Regions from separate parts of the Homo sapiens genome. Here region 1 is linked to region 2. A link is a contact called in ENCODE Hi-C or POLR2A ChIA-PET data. All regions are on one chromosome and are shown on one strand. The core of a region is the stretch at or near the end of the contact, and the rest is flanking DNA. Distances in the headings are between cores, read along the strand shown. Region 1 overlaps COL4A2 (collagen type IV alpha 2 chain). Region 2 overlaps COL4A2 (collagen type IV alpha 2 chain).

What was found. A loop is a pair of places that touch in the nucleus more often than their neighbours do. ChIA-PET counts read pairs that join two places held with the same protein, here RNA polymerase II (POLR2A). Pooled maps may share reads with other maps.
Region 1: a loop to region 2 is called in a map of endothelial cell of umbilical vein, with 4 times the contacts of the local background. The contact joins two enhancer-like sites. A Hi-C loop is called at or near these places in 12 of 168 maps with a recorded cell type or tissue (GM12878, IMR-90, MCF 10A and 9 more), 8 of 37 single-sample maps with no recorded cell type and 20 of 50 pooled maps. POLR2A ChIA-PET finds 5 or more read pairs at or near these places in 3 of 52 experiments (GM12878, HEK293 and PC-9).

Annotation. Positions count from the first base shown.
Region 1 is chr13:110,424,294-110,427,314 of GRCh38, reverse strand. COL4A2 (collagen type IV alpha 2 chain) reads right to left here. Exons shown (of 48, transcript NM_001846.4): 5 at 2,447-2,581; 6 at 2,318-2,362. Among named protein-coding and RNA genes, the nearest start is that of COL4A2-AS2, 37 kb to the left of the region's middle. Within about 2 kb of position 1,739, at least 4 of the 41 ENCODE cell types and tissues checked have a DNase peak (open chromatin) inside an H3K27ac peak, as active enhancers do; they include endothelial cell of umbilical vein, where a contact is called at or near this core.
Region 2 is chr13:110,380,924-110,383,910 of GRCh38, reverse strand. All of the region lies in intron 4 of COL4A2 (collagen type IV alpha 2 chain), which reads right to left. Among named protein-coding and RNA genes, the nearest start is that of MIR8073, 41 kb to the right of the region's middle. Within about 2 kb of position 1,515, at least 4 of the 41 ENCODE cell types and tissues checked have a DNase peak (open chromatin) inside an H3K27ac peak, as active enhancers do; they include endothelial cell of umbilical vein, where a contact is called at or near this core.

The DNA.
Region 1 (3,021 bases), core at 490-2,989, 43 kb before region 2:
AGCCAGACATGGTGGCAGGCACCTGTAATCCCAGCTACTCGGGAGGATAAGCCATGAGAATTGCTTGAGCACAGGTGGCAGAGGTTGCAGTGAGCTAAGATCGCACCACTGCACTCCAGCCTGGGCGAACAAGACTCTGTCTCAAAACAAAACAACACAAAACAAACAAACCTCAAAACCCCCACACAACAAATCCTACATATAGTTCTCCGTAACCTGAATGATATTAAGAAATAAAATAAAAAAGTAGAACTTTTATTTGCACATTTCTTTGCTTCAGATGTCCACAGCCATTGGTTGAACTGGTGCCGTCAGATGAGAGATCCAACAGGCTCAGTCAAACTCTCTGGTGAGCCAGAGGAATCCCTGTTTGTTGGCAGCTTCTCGATCTGTTTGCAGAGCTGGCACTCTAGTGGCCTTTCAAATAAAGACATAAGGGGCCCTTGCACTTCAGCTTGAGAAAACAGCTCTCCACATGTTCTGCTCCAGATTTTTAGTATTCTGTGATGCTTTTGCTTAAAATGAACTGTAATGTTTAAATTTTTCTCTATTATTTGTCTGCCGTTGGTCTTTCTTACTTGCTTAGAACTGATCTATTTGAAATTGCATGTCAATCTAATCTGAGTCTGAAATTGTGCTTCAAAGAAAAATTTCAGTTATATTGAGCTAAATGTCTGTCTCTGCTCAGCATCAAATTAGATTCACTGCTATATGAGACCACTCCTCTAAGATTTTACTGCATATCGCTTCTTATATATAACTTCTAATCAGCTAAAATGATCCAGGTCCTTCAAACTCTACATTTGTTAACTGATTACTTATGGCAGGTGATATTTATGTTAACTTAATTTGTAGTATCAGAGTTCTGCGGTTAAGAGACTGGATCCTTTGAGCAGCAGGTTCAGTAGAAAATGGTCTTCACCTGCTCACCACAATCATTCCTCCAAATTATGATTACTTCTTCCCTAGTTTGTGAGACATCTGCCTCTGATATTAAGTGAGTGTAAAGTGGAAACATGAAGGAAACTTGGTACAGATGAGTTGCAATTGCTTTCCATAATGTCATTCCATTTTAACTCAGATTTCAGCTGGAGACAAAACTGAAAGACACTCCAAAGAGTTCAAAAGAGTAGTTTAAAAATGGGTGATTTAGATTCAGGCCATTAGTATGAAAATACTTTCCTAATTTGTTTAATCTTTGGGTTGTGCAGATTCTTCATTTCTGTCCATTTCTCAAGATTCTGACTGATGTGAACATTATTTCCTTATTTGTTCAGGGCCATGTGGTAAACCCAAGTGCCTGTTTGAGCCTACCATTCAGGTAGCCCCGAGATCACTGGCTTGCAGCTCTTGTCTTGGCAAATGTGACTTCCTTTATTTTGCCCTGACTGTCTCCTTCTGCTCTGCGGATGTCTCCTCGACGGTGGGACTAAAGATCTCATGGAAACGCATGAGTTCTCTGGCACTGCCCTCCACTCACTCATTCCCTCCTTCTCTTCTGCAAGGCATGGCCCTACTCGTGCAGCCTGGGAATGGAGTCTCTCTCCCTGTGCGTGTGCGTGTGTGGTGATACAGAACCTGCCTCTGCAGGACACGGGCACACACATCTGTGTATATGTGTGAGGTTTGTGAAGCAGATGTCTCAGAACCACAGCAGTAGCCGGATGGGAGGTGGGTCAGAACGTGCGATAAACACATTGATCCCTGAGGTCAGGTCTGGCCAGGAAGCCAACCCTGGGAAATCTGCTCGTGGGTCCCTGTGAAGAAGGCTGTGAGTCAGGCTGTTTTGTTTATTTTTTTATGCCACGAGAAGTAAAGTAAACTAGGTTATAAAAACACATTTTATTGCATTTTGAGATTTTTCTCATGAACAAACCATGCCTTTTGTTTTTCGTTTTATGTGAGGTTGCTGTAAAGAACTTGAGAAGCTGCACAAATGCTCAGCAGGGCTTCATTCTGCCCATGCTCTTGGCTGAACGACTTTATATGCAGGTTGCTCTATAGTTCGAACGAGATCACAAGACTGGCTCTTTAGGGCGAGTATCTGGACAGCACTCTAGCTTTTTATTACCAAACAATGTGCAGTTTAGCAAAATCGTCTCAATTCTGAAGCCAAGTCTATAAGGACGTTTACAAAGCAAACAATTTGTTCACTGTCTGACTGAATTCCGCGGGGAGAATACGCACGTATAGTCCCCACGTGTTTTATGTCATAAACAAAAAAGGAGGTCTCATTCAAAATGTTTCTTTAAGTCACAAAATGTATTGCCTAGGATGCACGCAATGTTTTAAAATTCCAGTCTTCCATAAAACTTACAGGAATTCCATCGGCACCAGGGAATCCAGAAACGCCTCTTGCTCCCTATGAAGAAAGCAAATGCAATTAACCAAGGCTGAGATACCCGCCACCCTCATGAGGCCAGGGGAATACACCAGCGGTGCGTACCACGTCGCCCTTGGGTCCCGTTACTCCGGGGGCTCCCCTTTCACCCTTGTCTCCTTTACGTCCCTGCAGTCCCGGGAATCCTTGTAATCCTGGTGGCCCATTGTACCCCTGGGGGCCCACTGGCCCAGGCTGACCCTGTGGGAACAACAAAGGTTCAATTTCCACGATTAATCACAATACATACTCATGATCAGTTACGGTTACTTTCAAAACTACATTTTTTTTTTTGTTTTTAAAGAGCTATAATCTACAGGGAACATTATATGTAAACTATCATCTACTGCCATGATAGCTAACAAAAGAAGTCATAGAGTTTAAGAAGAGAAAATATGGAATGTGAGAAAAAAATTATCCTAAATTACTAAAGTCATGTCATTGTGAAATGATAATACTGGGTTGGGATGAAAGAATTAACTTATTTGGGTTCTTTTTAAGGTCATTTCAGTATAAAAAATTTTCCAAATGAATTTCTACAATTTTATCTCTATTTTCCTCAATATAATGCATCCAGTAACTGTGGAAATGTGTATTGCATTCAAATATCAAAAAGACCCTCAGATGTTTAAGTGGTTAAT
Region 2 (2,987 bases), core at 266-2,765:
GCCAGGCGCAGTGGCTCATGCCTGTAATGTCAACACTTCGGGAGGCCGAGGTGGTCAGATAGCTTGAGACCAGGCGTTCGAGACCAGCCTAGCCAACAGGCTGAAACTCATCTCTACTAAAAATATAATTAGTTTGGTGTGGTGGCATGCGCCTGTAATCCCAGCTACTCAGGAGGCTGAGGCACGAGAATCGCTTGAACCCGGGAGGTAGAGGTTGCAGTGAGCTGAGATCGTGCCACTGCACTCAAACCTGGGTGACAGAGCGAGACTGTCTCAGAAAAAAAAAAAAAAAAAAAAAAAAAAAGAAAAGGGCTGACACAAAATAACCACTGATTGCATCCTCCTGTTAGCATCTTGGTTTATTATGTGTATAAAACCTCCTACAATCTAAAAATCACCCCCCAACAAAATCTATTCTTGATCTGACATAAACCTATGAATGTAACTCTCAAAACCACAACTGCACTGCAGTACAGTATTAGCATTTATCAGATAAAAATACAGTTGATTAATTTCTGAATCCATCAACCCTTAAAGGGTAAAATTTATAAAAGATTAGCTTGCAATATTCAGATACAATTGTTTTTTCCCTCTCTTCCTTTTGTCCCCCAAGAGTATTGTAAATGGTACATATGGCTAATCAAATCAACAAGAAAATAACGAGTGTCCTATTTGTTTTTTCCGGACCCTGTTCTGACAGCATCTTCCATGGCTCAAAAAGGCCACATCCTAGCGTGGATACGCAGAACATGGCACTATCCCCATAAGTTTGAGCAAACATTAAAAAAATAAACAAGAGTCACTTAAAAAATGTGGTACATTAAAAGTGATGCTTAAAAGAGCTAGTTGAGTTGATTCTCTGTCAGAATCTTATGGTTGAAATTAGATAAAATCATCAGTGGAATTTTGTGTACATGTTTTATACAATAATATCCATAACTCATAATGAAATGGCCAAACTCCATTCTGAACACTCTTTCTTAAGGTTAATATAAACAGAAATCTATTACCACTAAGCTGAGTAAAAATCTTTAAAAAATTATCTGCGGATTATTTTTCTGTTATTCAAAGTGTATATTTTCAATAGGAAAAATGTGATGCAACTATTTTTGACTTTCTTAAAATGTGGTTTGGGAAATAAGTTATTCACTCATTAAAATAGATAGCTAGCGTTCCTTAAAGTTTGAATACAGGAGGAATTTTTGTTGTTGTTGATCTCTCCTATTCAAATTCCTCTTTCAAAATTGGATCAATTTAAGGAAACAATTTAATATAATTGTTAAAGTGATATTTAATAGATTCTTCAATTTTATTTACTTTGTGTGACATTGTATTTATTTTATATAATTCATTGTAAATAGAAGTTTACGCACAGAGTTACCATAAATACATCCTGTTTTATTTACAAAGTATCTAAGGAAGAAGATGATTCATGCTCCCTAGTCTCCAGCACCTGTTTTGATACTTTACTCATTTACTGCTATGTGATTCATATATTTCTCTCTGGGGAAGTGGGCGGAAGACGGGTGCACATTGTTCTATGAAAACTTCAAGTCTTGCAAGTCTTGTTTTTTCCCCTAAGTCTTTTAAAATGTGCTGTGGAAAGAATTTATTCTAATTGGCTAATCAACAAGGATGCTATAGCACTATGCAGCTGTTTATGAGAAAAAACTGTCCTCAAATACTTGTCCACCATAATTGCTTTGTTTGAAGACATTTGGAATGGAGAGGTTTAGTAATGGATAGAAGGGATTGTTTTTTTCTCTATTTATGATTCGATGAATGGAAATCCTTTTAGACTGGCTAAACTACTTCTATTTTCTGATCTTAAAGTAGTTGTTCAACAGCAGTAGGACACAAATGATGCTGGATATATATATGGCAACCGTGAAAAATTCAGTGATAACAAATACTGTAGTTCTAGTGCAAATTTGTCCCATTGAAATAAGTAATAATCAAGGCATAGCATCAAGCTTCTAGAGAAAAAATGAAATCCAGCAGAAAAAGGGAGAGCATAAAATCTCAGTATGGGTACTGAGACCTAGGGAGTGGGGTTATCATCACCACCACCATTTTAGACTAATAATAACGATGATATGAAGATGATGATGCGTTGGGTGCTTGGCTGTGTGGTTTACACACTTCCTTTCATTTGTTTCTGAAAGGGAGTGAAAAAGGAGTGAGGCAGATTCAATCCCAGACTGCGTCCAGGGTCAACCTTTCTACTAACAGGAGGATTCCCAGATGCAAATTCAAGCAGGTCGAGAACACATTGTTGACCTGAGGCTCCTTTTCTGACCTGTCCTTGAGGCTGAGAGTTCAATCACGTGTTCACTGGTATCTCCAGTTGTGCGAGACAGTCACTAATAGGGTCATAAGGACCCACCTGGCAGAAAGATGCACAGCCTAAGTTGATATCTGGTGGCTCCTGATGAAGAGGTTTAATAACTGTTATTTCCCAATAGGATTTACAGTATTTTAGATTTTTAAAGAATCATTTTTTTCCTAAAGAAATCTGGCTACGGTAGAGGAGCAGGCGGATGTCAAGGAAAGGGGACGCCAGAGTGCTGGGCGTGAGAGCCCCGTGGGTGTGAGATAGAGCCGGTGGGTGTGACATAGAGCCGGTGGGCGTGAGATAGAGTCCGTGGGTGTGAGATAGAGCCCATGGGTGTGAGACAGAGTCCATGGGTGTGAGATAGAACCTGTGGGTATGAGATAGAGACCGAGGATGTGAGATAGAGCCCGTGGATGTGAGATAGAGCCCATGGGTGTGAGATAGAGCCTCTGGTTGTGACATAGAGCCCGTGGGTGTGAGATAGAGACCCATGGGTGTGAGATAGAGCCCGTGGGTGTGAGACAGAGCCCGTAGGTGTGAGACAGAGCCCGTGGGTGTGAGATAGAGCCTGTGGTTGTGACATAGAGCCTGTGGGTGTGACATAGAGCCCGTGGGTGTGAGATAGAGCCCATGGGTGTGAGATAGAGCCTGT